2 separate regions of the Homo sapiens genome follow, and region 1 is linked to region 2. A link is a contact called in ENCODE Hi-C or POLR2A ChIA-PET data. All regions are on one chromosome and are shown on one strand. Each heading gives the region's core, a stretch centred on a gene start or an enhancer-like site at or near the end of the contact. The rest is flanking DNA. Distances are from core to core; before and after follow the strand shown. Region 1 has its middle 29 kb from the start of LRRC37A. Region 2 overlaps MAPT (microtubule associated protein tau).

Evidence for each region. A loop is a pair of places that touch in the nucleus more often than their neighbours do. ChIA-PET counts read pairs that join two places held with the same protein, here RNA polymerase II (POLR2A). Pooled maps may share reads with other maps.
Region 1: a loop to region 2 is called in a pooled map, with 6 times the contacts of the local background. The contact joins two enhancer-like sites. A Hi-C loop is called at or near these places in 5 of 50 pooled maps. POLR2A ChIA-PET finds 5 or more read pairs at or near these places in 2 of 52 experiments (HEK293 and PC-9).

The regions. Positions count from the first base shown.
Region 1 is chr17:46,263,255-46,269,920 of GRCh38, reverse strand. It overlaps a transcript of LRRC37A not described here and the pseudogene LOC100132570. Among named protein-coding and RNA genes, the nearest start is that of LRRC37A, 29 kb to the left of the region's middle. Within about 2 kb of position 3,605, at least 33 of the 41 ENCODE cell types and tissues checked have a DNase peak (open chromatin) inside an H3K27ac peak, as active enhancers do.
Region 2 is chr17:45,946,346-45,952,656 of GRCh38, reverse strand. All of the region lies in intron 1 of MAPT (microtubule associated protein tau), which reads right to left. Among named protein-coding and RNA genes, the nearest start is that of STH, 50 kb to the left of the region's middle. Within about 2 kb of position 3,441, at least 8 of the 41 ENCODE cell types and tissues checked have a DNase peak (open chromatin) inside an H3K27ac peak, as active enhancers do.

The DNA.
Region 1 (6,666 bases), core at 2,356-4,855, 320 kb before region 2:
AATATTGGTTCCAAGGTTTGGGGAATGAATTTGAGAAAGGCTTTTTCTCAAACCTTTAGGGCTCAAAGGCTAAAACAAAACAAAACAAAAATAAACAGGTGCATCCAAGGTCTAATTTCAAAGCAAGATTTATTGCTTTACAAGCAAACATTATACTTGGTCTTAATAGAAAAATGATATCAGATACACTCAGAATACAGTTCACATTGGGATAGCTGCCAGTTCAGCACAAAACATACATTATTAGGAGCAGGGAGGCATGAAAATAAACTATATCTTACTCTTTGGTACATCAGGAACACTTTTGCCTGAAGTAAGCCCTTTGGCACTTTTTTAAAATTTATTTTTTTAATCCACCCATCCGCACACTGGCCCTTTTGTACACTTTGTTTGTTTTTGAGACGGAGTTTTGCTCTTGTTGCCCAGGCTGGCGCGATCTCGGCTCACCACAACCTCTGCCTCCTGGGTTCAAGTGATTCTCCTGCCTCAGCCTCCCTCAGCTGGGATTACAGGCATGTGCCACCACACCCGGCTAATTTTTGTATTTTTAGTAGAGACAGGGTTTTTCCATGTTGGTCAGCCTGGTCTCGAACTCCGGACCTCAGGTGATCCACCCGCCTCGGCCTCTCAAAGTGCTGGGATTACAGGTGTGAGCCACCGCGCCCGGCTTGGTACTTTTTAAGTGTAAAATTTTAATCCTTGTCCTGGGCTTTGACCCTTGTGTTTGATCTAAATGACGTTTCATAGGTAAATGTCTTTTGACTAGTGCGCTTACTGTTATGTGAAGAATTTAATCTTCACATATAAGTTTTGAATATAAATCAGGTTTGAATATAAAATCAGGTTTGATACATGATATAAAAGTTGTGTATTTAAATTCAGGAAAATGTTTTGTGGACTATTTCTACTAAAGAATGTATTAAATTAAAATATTTAAAAACATGAAGCAGTGATCTGTTAACTAGACAGGTCAGTTATCTGAGCTGTGTAAATCACTGTCTGGCACAACAGTTGAATCACCTTGACACTGAGCTCAGGAGCAGCCCATTTAAGAAGCATCTTGTAAATAACAAAGTGACACCTTCGAGATTACAGTTGTAACTATGCAGGTCATTCATAGAGTAGCTTTGGGCTCTCTTCTAAAGGAGGACCCATTACATGAAGATAGACCTTTCATGTCTTGTTGCCGATGTCTCTTGTGATCCAGAAATGCCAGGATGGTTGTTTCAAATGCATTGGGTATGAATTGCACCTTGAATTTGCCCTTCCCTTTTTGGGTTAAACCTTTTCACATAGCTGCTGCTGCTCCTCAGCAGTCCATCCCCTGGACAGAGATGGCCTCTCAGGACCTGGAGCAGAGCTGTAGGAAGCTGCCCTCTCTTATGGTAGATGTGGCCCATCACAATATACCTGCTGCCTGGACAAAATAACCAGAACATTAATTCATAGCGTCTTTTAAATGCCATGAAACAGAAAATATAAGGCCTTTAAGAAATACCTAAGCTGCAATCTACTATCTTGCTGCACAAGTTGAAACTGATATTTAGTCTACAGGCAAGGTGGAAACAGTCTAGCGACCTTTAGAAGATAACCAACCCAACCAGGCCAGTGCAGTGGCTCACGCCTTTAATCCTAGCACTTTGGGAGGCCGAGGCGGGCAGATTACTTGAGGTCAGGAGTTTGAGACCAGCCTAGCCAACATGGTGAAACCCCATCTGTACTAAAAATACAAAAAGTAGCACGGGGTGTGGGGAAGGGAAAGCAATACGTAACCAGCCCACATTACAGAACAAAGGTCCTTATCACATTGTATCAGGATTTCCCAGAGCACATGCCTAGAAAGATGTGGGAGTGGGGCTGGGCGCAGTGGCTCAGCCTGTAATCCCAGCTACTTGGGAGGCTGAGGGCAGGAGAATGGCTTGAACCTGGGGGACGGAGGTTGCAGTGAGCTGAGATGGCGCCATTGCACTCCAGCCTGGGCAACAGAGCGAGACTCTGTCTAAAAAAAAAAAAAAAAAAAAAAAAAAGATGTGGGAGTGGGTATTCCCCGCTACCAACCCTCCACACACTCCCCCAAAAAAGCAGCTTTTCTAAACTCAGTTCTGTACAGTCCCTTCTGGCAATGGTGTTTGGTGGTCGCTCACTCCATTTGTCAACATCTATTTATTGACAGCCCGCTTTGTGCCAACAGCTGCCGTTCTCACCCGTGGGGGTGGGGCTGACGGTGCTTAAATCACAGTGGCGGAAATAATACCTGTCGTCTAAATCCTAATCATGTTACAATACTGTCCCCCATCCGTCCCAAAAAAAGACTGGACGACCCACAGCCCGGGCTGTGGCACCCACGTTACAAACGGTGGTATAAAGTACATATGCAGCGTCATTCAGCTCAGTTTCAATACCAGGTTTAAACTCTGGACACGGTTTATTGCAGCTGGAGGAGTCCAGGACTAACATGTGGACTCGGAAGAAGAAGACGTCGGGGGTGAGTGAGGTACAGGCGGTTCATCTTGTACAGCCCGTCCCGATCCACCAGCAGGGTCACCAGCCAGATGCCCGCGCCCAGCACGTCCACGTCATGCACTATCCCGTTCATCGCTGCTTCCAAAAAACAGTTTGGGAACCCCAGTTCCTCTCCCAGTCCCTGGGCGTTGGTTTTTAGCAACAGCGAAACGGCCCGCATGGGTCGGGCGCCCTGGGATCTCGCGTGCAGGATTCTCCGGGACTCGGAAAGGCTCGCGGGGCGGCGGCGCGGCGGCCGGGCTCACCGATTTCGCGCTTGCAGAACGCCTCTCGCCCGTCCATGCCCGCCCGGCAAGCGCAAGCGCAGAGCTCGGCGCCGGGCTCCGCGTCCCTGCGCGGCTGACTGAGGCCGAATCTGAAGCTGAGGCGCGGCGGCGGCGCGGGCGGCGAGCCGGGGGCCGGCACAACGGCGCGCGGCCGGTTGGGGTGGGCAGGGCCGGCGGGGCCCTCGGCGGCGCGCGCGCGCGGCCGGGCGGCGGGGAAGCGTAGGGCCCGTGAGCGCGCGCGTCTCGGGGCTTCCTCCGTCGCGGGCCCGCGGCGCGGCGACGCGCGGTTCTCGGCTTGCGCCAGGCGCGGGCCTGTGGGAGCGTGTGCGGCCTCACGGAAGGTGGCCCGGTTGTCGGCCGGCGGCTGAGGCCTGGGCGCCCCCTCCCCAGATCCCCGCTCCGCTCCCAGGGCTCCGCACTACACCGATCTTACTTTTTCTCTCCACCGGAGCTTCGGGGGATGATCCGACGATTAAACAGAGGAGCCAGAAAGCTCTAGCTGTCATTTTTGCAGACAGGGTTCCCAGGCTCTAAAAGTGAGCCTGGGCTTTTGCTTGCTTTCTCTCCTCTAACCCCTTCTCCACACCCGCGTCCCCGTTCATGCTAATGAGGGGCAGCCTTTGGGGAAACGGGAATCACTCGCTGAGCAGACCATTGGAACAAAACCGAGCCGCAGGGATTTCTCCCTCTTCCTTCCTAAGGGGGACGAGCACATGGCCTCGCAAAGTTGTCCCCGAGAATGTCTGTCCTGTGATCTGCGGGCGAGGATAGCATCACAGCCTAAACTTTAAACTCGTGTGCGTTTGCGCGCTGCGGTGGGGGCAGCAGAGGGTGGGGTGACAAGTGCGGAGAATAAGGGTGTTTCGGGACTGAGGGACTGAGTGGGGGAGAAAGAGTGATGGCCGCTTTTTTCTAGATTAGGTCAACAACAAATAGGAAAATAGTGCTTAAGACAGCGTGGGTTTGTGGAAGGGAGGAGATTCCAGATGACAGAGAATGTATCCTGGAATGTGTATGTTAGGCAATTTCTAGAGACACCAAGTCACTGCTTCCTAAGTTTAGTAAAACTGTTTCATTATATATGACAGCTCACTGTAACCTCTGCCTCCCGGGTTCAAGCGATTCTCGTGCCTCAGCCTCCCAAGTAGCTGGGATTACAGGCATACGCCACCATGCCAGGCTAATTTTTGTATATTTAGCAGAGACGGGGTTTCACCGTGTTGGCCAGGCTGGTCTCAAACGCCCGACCTCAAGCCATCCACCCGCCTTGGCCTTCCAAAGTGCTGGAATTACAGGCATCAGCCACGACGGCCGGCACAGAGGTCTAATTATTAATCAGAAGGTTGCCTGTTGAGGCCGGGCATGGTGGCTCGTGCTTGTAATCCCAGGACTTTGGGAGCCTGAGACAGGAGGATCTCTTGAGCTCAGGAGTTCAAGACCAGCCTGAGCAACATGGAGAGACCCTGTCTCTACAAAAAATACAAAAATTAGCCGGGCATGGTAGCTCACGCCTTGGTCCCAGCCACATGGGAAGCTGAGGTGGGAGGATCGCTTGAGCCTAGGAGGTGGAGGTTGCAGTGAGCCGAGATCGTGCCACTGCACTCCAGCCTGGGTGACGGAGACCCTGTCTCAAAACCGAAAAAAAAAGAAAGAAGAAGAAGAAGGAAGAGGAGGAGGAAGAGGAGGAGGAGAGGAAGAGGAAGAAGAGTAGGAAGAGGAGGAGGAGGAAGGAGGAGGAGAAGGAAGAGAAAAGAAGAAGGAGAAGAAGGAGAAGGAGGAGAAGAAGAAGAAGAAGAGGAGAAAAAAAGAAGAAGAGGAAGAAGAAGAAGAAGAAGAAGAAGAAGAAGAAGAAGAAGAAGAAGAAGAAGAAGAAGAAGAAGAAGAAAGGAAATTTGTCCGTTGAGCATTAAATCAAAGAAGAGAAATTTGCCAAATTGCAGCTGAAGGAGGTGGGTTAATCTACCCTCATTCAGGTGTTGGAGGAATGAATTATCTTCTCCCTCCAAAAGAGCAAACCTCTACAGCCACTGCAAAGCTTGGGTACACCAGAGTCAGGTTCTCCAGACTAGACAGGCCCAGATAAACACTAGTCATATAAACACTAGTAAGTTCATGCCCTCGGGGCCCTGTTCATAGATGTCCTCAGATCCCCTTCTTTCACGTGCTCTTTATTTAAGTCAAGTGGAATAAAATTCACTAGGCTTAAGATTTCTCAGTTACAACCACATCTCTGACATACATTCAAATCACCCACATCCTGCTGGGGGTGTTCCCAAAACTCTTCTGTTGCAGGAATGTTGTGAATGCCCTGAAACCCACACCCTGAAATGTAGAGACAGAGAGCAAGCTGGATGGTTCCCAGGGGCTCCCAGAGCCTCCTGGGGTGGCAACAGCTGGAAGAACTCACCAGAGTCCAGTGCTGGGTCTTGGGCAGTGTCTGGCTTGCAGCCTTAGAAATCACACTAATGGTGGAAGGTACAAAGAGTTCAAAGAGACTGATCTATGTAGCCAGAATGCCAGTTTATTAATTTACAGTGAGAAATCAACTCAGAAATGCAACTCACGTCAGCCTGGGTAGCATTCTCTTTCTATAAACAAGCCACACAGGAAGCCAAGTTATCATCAGGTTGCTTGGTAATATAAACCAGAGCCCAGGGAGTTTGTCACCTGATTGGAATGTTTAACAGTATTGGTTTCTCACAGCCTAATGTGTTCATCTTTACAATAGGTGTGTATACCTGTCGGGAGGAAGAACCCAAGAGACCAACTGGCAACTTCCTTGATAATTTCTGGTATTTTGAGTGTATGTTTCTGCTTAGCAAATATTTATTGAGCATCTACTGTGTGTTGTATAATAAAGAATTTGTAGGCCAGGCTCAGTGGCTCACACATGTAATTCCAGCACTTTGGGAGACTGAGGGAAGCGGATCACTTGAGCTCAAGAATTCAAGACCAGCCTGGTCTCTACAAAAAAAAAAAAAAAAAGTCAGCTGAGGTGGTAATTCTAGAGAATTTGAATTATCCAGAATGACTCACAGAACTCAGGATAGCATTTTACTTACAATGAATTGTATTATTATTTTGTCGGTTCATTATTTTATGTTTATTTTATCTTATTTTAATAGAGATGGTGGGAGCCAGATGCAGTGGCCCACACCAGTAATCCCAGCACTTTGGGAGGCTGAGGCGGGCAGATCACTTGAGGTCAGGAGTCCAAGACCAGCCTGGCCAACCTGGTGAAACCCTGTCTCTCTCTCTTTTTTTTTTTTTTTTTTTTGAGACAGAGTCTCACTCTTGTTGCCCAGTCTGGAGTGCAGTGGCACAATCTCGGCTCACTGCAACCTCCACCTCCCAGGTTCAAGCGATTCTCCTGCCTCAGCCTCCCAGGTAGCTGGGATTACAGGCATGTGCCACCACGACCTGCTAATACTGTATTTTTGGCAGAGACGGGGTTTCTCCATGTTGGTCAGGCTGGTCTCAAACTCCCGACCTTAGGTGATCTGCCCGGCTCAGCCTCTCAAAGTGCTGGGATTACAGGCATGAGCCACCGTGCTCAGCCTTTTTTTTTTTTTTTTTTTTTTGAGACAGAGTCTGGCTTTGTCACCCAGGCTGGAGTGCAGTGGTGTGATCTCAGCTCACTGCAACCTCCACCTCCTGGGTTCAATCGATTCTCCTGTCTCAGCCTCTCAAGTAGCTGGGATTATAGGCACACACCACCATGCCTGGCTAATTTTTGTATTTTTAGTAGAGACGGGGTTTCACCATGTTGGGCAGACTGGTCTCAAACTCCTGGGCCAAGTAATCTGCCCACCTCAGCCTCCCAAAGTTCTGGGATTACAGGCGTGAGCCACTGCACCGGGCTCCATTTTATCTTCTG
Region 2 (6,311 bases), core at 2,192-4,691:
GCACCACCATGCCTGGCTAATTTTTTGTATTTTTTGTAGAGATGGGGTTTCACTATGTTGCCCAGGCTGGTCATGAACCCCAGGGCTCAAGCGATCCACCTGCCTTGGCCTCCCAAAGTGCTGGGATCACAGGTGTGAGCCACAGCACCCAGTCTAAATTTTTATTTTTTATGAACCTTTATTTTGTATGGGTTTTTCAATGAAGAAATACTCTACTTTAGCCTGTGTCTTCTAACTCAGGAGGCTGGGGCGGGGTAGTGATCAGTGACAGGACAGCAGGAGGCCTCCAGCCCAGGCCAGGTGAGAGGCAGGGGACCCTGGCATCCTAGCCAAGGACCTGGCTCCTTCCTTTCCCTCCCATCTCTGACCCCTGCTGCCCACCTCCTCCAGAAGGGCAGGATGATTTCTCTGGAAGAACTGGATAAAGGATATCTAAACCAACAGACAAATGGCGCAGCTGTGCCTCTTGGCCTGGGACTCCCATGCAAAGATAGTGAATTGAAAAACACATCAATAAGCATGCCCTTGAGGTGACTACGCAGCCTGGACCAGACGTGTCATCACCCACAGATCCCTGTAATCTAAGCGAGACACACAGACAGGAAAATACACTTGATCTTAGCCAAAAGGCCGAGAAGCGATACACAGACAGGAAAATAAACACACCAAGGCTGTTTTCCTCAGACCACTTGTTTTCTTCTTTTCTAAATCCATCAGCCTTCCTCCCTCTCTCTCTCTCTCCTCCTCTCTCTCTCTCTTCCTTTCTCCTTTCCTCAATCCTGTTTTCTCAGGCAGTGACTTAGATGCAGTGGGGTGGGAGGTAAGGAACACATTTTAGGGGAGGCACTAAAGTTGAGTGAAACCTGGACACTAAAATGGGACATTTTTTAGGGACCCTTGGAAAGGTATTGCCTCCTGAGTCCGTCCCTGTGGTTTTTTAGCTAAATTGAGGCCCGGGGGGCGGGGTGGGGGAAGGGGCTAGCTGAGTCACTGTTGGTGCCTTCTTCAGAATCACACCCTCCCAGTCTCAATTCATGCCTCGTAGGGAGACACTGGAGACACGGAAATCTGGAGGGTGGGGGCAGACAAAGAAAGGGAAAAGTGTCTGCAGGGTTGAGAGAGAGAGAGAGAGATGAGAACAAAGATAACAGTTCAGAGTAAAAGAAGAAGACGTCGGAGGGCGAGGGGGTGAGGCAGGGGAGGGATGAGCCATGGAATCGAATCATAAATCCAATCACTGCTGCCGCTACCCATAGGCTTTTCTCTTTTCAAACAACTGTTTTTGATTGACTTAAAATTCATGCAACGTAAAGAACGATTTAAAATGAATGATTCAGTGGCATTTAGTACATTCACAATGTTGTACAACTATCACCTCTATCTAGTTCCAAAACATTCTCACCAAACCCAGAAGAAAGGCTGGACCTCATAGACAGCTGCTCCCCCTTCTCCCCTTCGCCAGTCCCCAGCTGCTCATCTACTTTCTGTCACCATGGATGTATCTCTTCTGGATATTTCGTATAAGGGAAGTCACACAGCACGTGGCTTTTGGTGACTGGCTTCTTTCACTGTGAATCCAGATCTTGGCACGGCTCCGTGCTTCATTCCTTGGGTAATGGGAGGGATAGTCCACATTGGTTTATTCATTCATCCATTGATGGACACCACAGTCTTTTAATAAGTGAAAAGTGTGGAGCCGAGTGCGGTGGCTCACACCTGAAATCCCAGCACTTCCGGAGGCTCAGGCAGGCAGATCACTTGAGGCCAGGAGTTCGAGACCAGCCTGGCCAACATGGTGAAACCCCGTCTCTACTAAAAATACAAAAATTAGCTGGGCATAGTGGCACATATCTGTAATCTCAGCTACTCGGGAGGCTGAGGCATGAGAATCACTTGAACCCAGGAGGGAGAGGTTGCAGTGAGCCTAGATCATGCCACTGAACTCCAGCCTGGGTTAAGACTCTGTCTCAAAAAATACATAAATAAATAAATAAATAAAATTTTAAAAATTAAAAGTATGGGAACTAGACAATATGGACCTTTTTATTGTGACTTTTCTGACAACAATGGAGATGGGGTGGAGGGAGAAGGGTGTGTGTGCAGGAAGGGGAGTGCGTGGCCGAGGAAGGAGCCTGGCAGGGGCCCAGACAACCTTCACCTTCTTCCTCATTTTGCCAAGGCTGGGGCCTCCAAGAACCCCTAGGCCCTCAGGGACAGGGATGTGCAGGTGAGACCCTGGGTCCCTTTTGCTCCCAAAGAATAGAGTCTTTGCAGCAGAGTTCACATCTTCTGTGCAGCTTACCTGAAGGGACAGCTTTGGCTGTCCCCTGAGGTGTTGTGGGGTGGACGAGAAACCCCAGGCATCTCGCCCACCTCCAAGGTGACCCTGGGCATCACTGGGGAATGCTGCGTGCTGTTTGGAACATGTCTGCCATTTTCCTGGGCACCTGCCCATGACAGTGCATCCAGGCTCACTGTAACCTGTGAGGTGGGCAGGATGGCGACCCTAGGTGGGTAAAGGACCTGAGAGGTAGAAACTTGCCCAAGGCCACCGAGCCCCAGTGACCCAACTCCCCCCAACACACATCCCTGCCCTCAAGGCAGGATTCCCGACAGCTTTGCCCCTCTGCTCCCTACGTTGTCACCTCCTCCCCAAACAAATCTCTGCTTACAAAATCCAACTGGCTACTCTCTCAGGAGAACCTCCCTGGGGATTCTTAAAGCCCCAGCTTTTGCTCCTAGTCTGTCTAGCAGGTCTGTAGGTTTCCCACGATCTGGGGCTGTTTCTTGCTGCAAGGAGGTGATGACCAATCCGCCTTCCTCCACCTGCCACCATCCTTCCCATTCCTTCTAACTTTCTTACTCAAGGCAGTACAGTTTGGTAATGATAACTCAGGTTCTAGAAAGCTCCTTGGGCAAGGGAGGGGGACCAGTCAACATCCCTTGCCAGTTTTGGATTATTAATAACATGTTTATTTCAGCCCTCAGGATGAGCCACTCACAGGGGCTTCACAGAGAGGATCTCTGTAATGCTCACAACCACCCCGTGAGAAGGAATGATGAGGAAACTGAAGCTCAGAGACGTTCAGAAACCTTTTTAGGGTCACACAGCTAGTAAGCAGAGAGCAAGGCTTGAATTCTGATATTTTGATGCTAAAACCCATCTCTATGCTACTGTATCAAACGGGTGCCTTCCCAACAGAGCAACCCCTTTGGGAAAGGGGAGCTGACGTTCATTACCCAGGCCCTGCTGGAGTCAAGAGTCCAGGGGCTCAGGGGAAGCCCGAGTCGGGCTGGTCTCCTACACCGCGGGCGCATCAAGCTGGGGACCTGGACCGAGCTTCCAGTCTAAATCCGACGGCCGTGGAGCGGCCCCGGCGGGTGTCTCAGGCTGCGCTGCGGCCCTCGCTAGGGGGCAGCCAAGGAAGGTCCCGGGCTCCGCCGCCGCGCACCAGGCGCCCGCGGTGACTCAGCAGAATCGCCCCCTGGCCCGCGGTTCTGGTCTGGGGAAAGCGTGGTCCTCCTTATCCCTTCAGTTAAAAACTCAGACTGGAATCAAGGACAGGGAAGGCTGCACAGCCTTGTGAATATACCGGAAACATTTTAAAAGAGTGACTTTTATGGCATATGAATTATATCTCAATAAAGCTATCGTTAAAAACAAACAAAAATCCCCTAAATGGATCTCTTGCAGGTAACTGAAGACCAAGCAGAGATAAACCTAGAATCCAAAAATAACCTTAACATGCGCTTTGTTCTCCAAGGTAATTTTTGGCTTCTGCACCCTGTCTTTCCTTTGCTCTGGTCTCCTGTTCTGCACCACCAGGAATTTTCCAGCACATTTAGGCGGAAAGCAGGATTTCTCATGATAGGAACCATGTTTGAAGCATTTCCAGTTATTACCTCATTTAATTCACACAACAAACTATTATGCTGACATAATACAGCTGGGGAAACTGAGGAACAGACAGGTTGAGTAAGTTGCCCAAGGTCACACAGGAAGTATGTAATGGAGCCAGGCTTCAAAACCCAGACATCCTGGCACCAGCAGCAGACCTGTCAGGCCAAGTGATAGCCGAGATTAAATCAAGCAGTGACTGGTAACAGCTAAGGAATATAAGGGCTGGCCCAACAGAACTAAAGCTCTTGTTTCCTGGGAGAACTTTCTCCTTATTCACAGTTTGTTCTTGAATGCTTATGGTCCAGCTGTTTTGCTTTAAGGTATAAAGATAAATGTTAGGGCAGGCATCCTAGTCCTGGGCCTAGGTGAAGGCTGGAGCCCACAGTCTCTCGGAAATCCCTCTACTCCAGGAGCGGGGAGCGAGTGCAACTAAAGGAAAAGAGCCCAGGAGGGCTGGGTGCGGTGGCTCATACCTTAATCCCAGTATTTTGGAAGGCCAAGGTGGGCAGATCACTTGAGGCCAGGAGTTCGAGACCAGCCTGGCTAACATTGAGAAACCCTGTCTCTACCAAAAGTACAAAAATTAGCCAGGTGTGGTGGCAGGCACCTGTAATCCCAGCTACTCAGGAGGCAGAGGCAGGAGAATGCTTGAACCTGGGAGGCAGAGGTTGCAGTGAGCCGAGATCACACCACTGCACTCCAGCCTGGGTGACAGAGTAAGACTCTGTCTCAAAATAAATAAATAAAAAATAACAACAACAAAAAAACCTAGTCATTAAATGGTTAACTATGGTTAGCCCTAGGGAATGGGAGTGGGGAAGGGTGGGATCCATTTTTTTCGCTTATTCCATGCTATTTTGATTTATTTCAATGAGTATAGATAATTTGAAATTTAAAAGAAAAATAAACAGTATTTTTTAGAAGTGGGGTGATTTTGAGAGAAATGTGGAGGGGTTAAGGGGAAAGACGAGGACAAAGGAAATGGAAAGTTGGAGCTTAGATGAGAACCTCTGTCTAAGGTAACTGGAGGTCATCAAGTCAAACATACTATAGATGAATCAACAGCAAGGCCAGGCGCGGTGGCTCACACCTGTAATCCCAGCACACTGGGAGGCCGAGGTGGGTGAATCATCTGAGGTCAGGAGTTCGAGACCAGCCTGACCAACATGGTGAAACCCTGTCTCTACTAAAAACACAAAAATTAGCTGGGTGTGGTGGTGGGCACCTGTAATCCCAGCTACTGGGGAGGCTGAGGCAGGAGAATTGCTTAAACCCGGGAGGTGGTGGTTGCATGCAGTGAGCCGAGATCATGCCACTGCACTCCAGCCTGGGTGACAGAGTAAGACTGCCTGAGGAAAAAAAAAAAAAAAAAGAAAAAGAAAGAGATGAGGAGGCTTAATAAACACCCTTGTGACGCTGGATCTTGGTGTCTCAGATGCTAAACATACTCTTCTGTGGCAGCTGGTCCCCAACTTTGAGCTTCTAAGAAGGAGCTGTGTCTCCTTTTGTGTCCCCTCCTCTCTCCTGCCCACCACAAGTGGCGCCCAGCACACAGGCAGCCACTGGGAGGTGCTCAGTAAGACTGGCCCTTGAAGAGCTCTGAAGTGTGAGCTCTGGTCACATTGCATCACACCACAGAATGTTCTGGAACCAAATTGAACTACTACTAATGAAAGACCCAGATTTCAAGCAGAACTGCCAAATTAAAGAGAGAAGATAAGGAGCATACAGAAAGGAAAGACTCATGCTGGCAAGAAGAAACTTAAATAATTCCGGGCCTCAATCCAAAGAGAATAATCAACGATTGTATGAGGGCATAGATGAAGGCTGCTTTTTGGGAGGAGGTGGTGCCACTGTGTGCACACGGATGGTTGCTGCTGATGTCAGTTGGCTAATGCCCACTGTCATGAGAAAATTCCCAGATTGTGTCTGAGAGGACAATTTTGGTTTTGACCTAAGGTTTCTGGGTTTGTTGTGTTGTTTGTTTGTTTTAACTAAAAGCTTCTCTCCTCCATTGTAACTACTGGAATAGCCAATAGTGCTTGTAAATCTGTCATGCTTGGATGGCCTTTGTTTTTAGAACTACTATAGATCTAAAAACTACCCCATTTTTGACATATATATATATATATATATATATTTTTTTTTTTTTTTTTTAAGACAGAGTCCCCCTCGGTCGCCCAGGCTGGAGTGTGGTGGTGCCATCTCGGCTCACTGCAACCTCTACCTCTCGGGTTCAAGCAATTCTCCTGCCTCAGCCTCCCAAGTAGCTGGGACTACAGGCACCCACCACGCCTGGCTAATTTTTGAACTTTTAGTAGAGACAAGGTTTCACCATGTTGGCCAGGTTGATCTCGAACTCCTGACCTCAAGTGATCCACTCACCTCAGCCTCCCAAAGTGGTGGTATT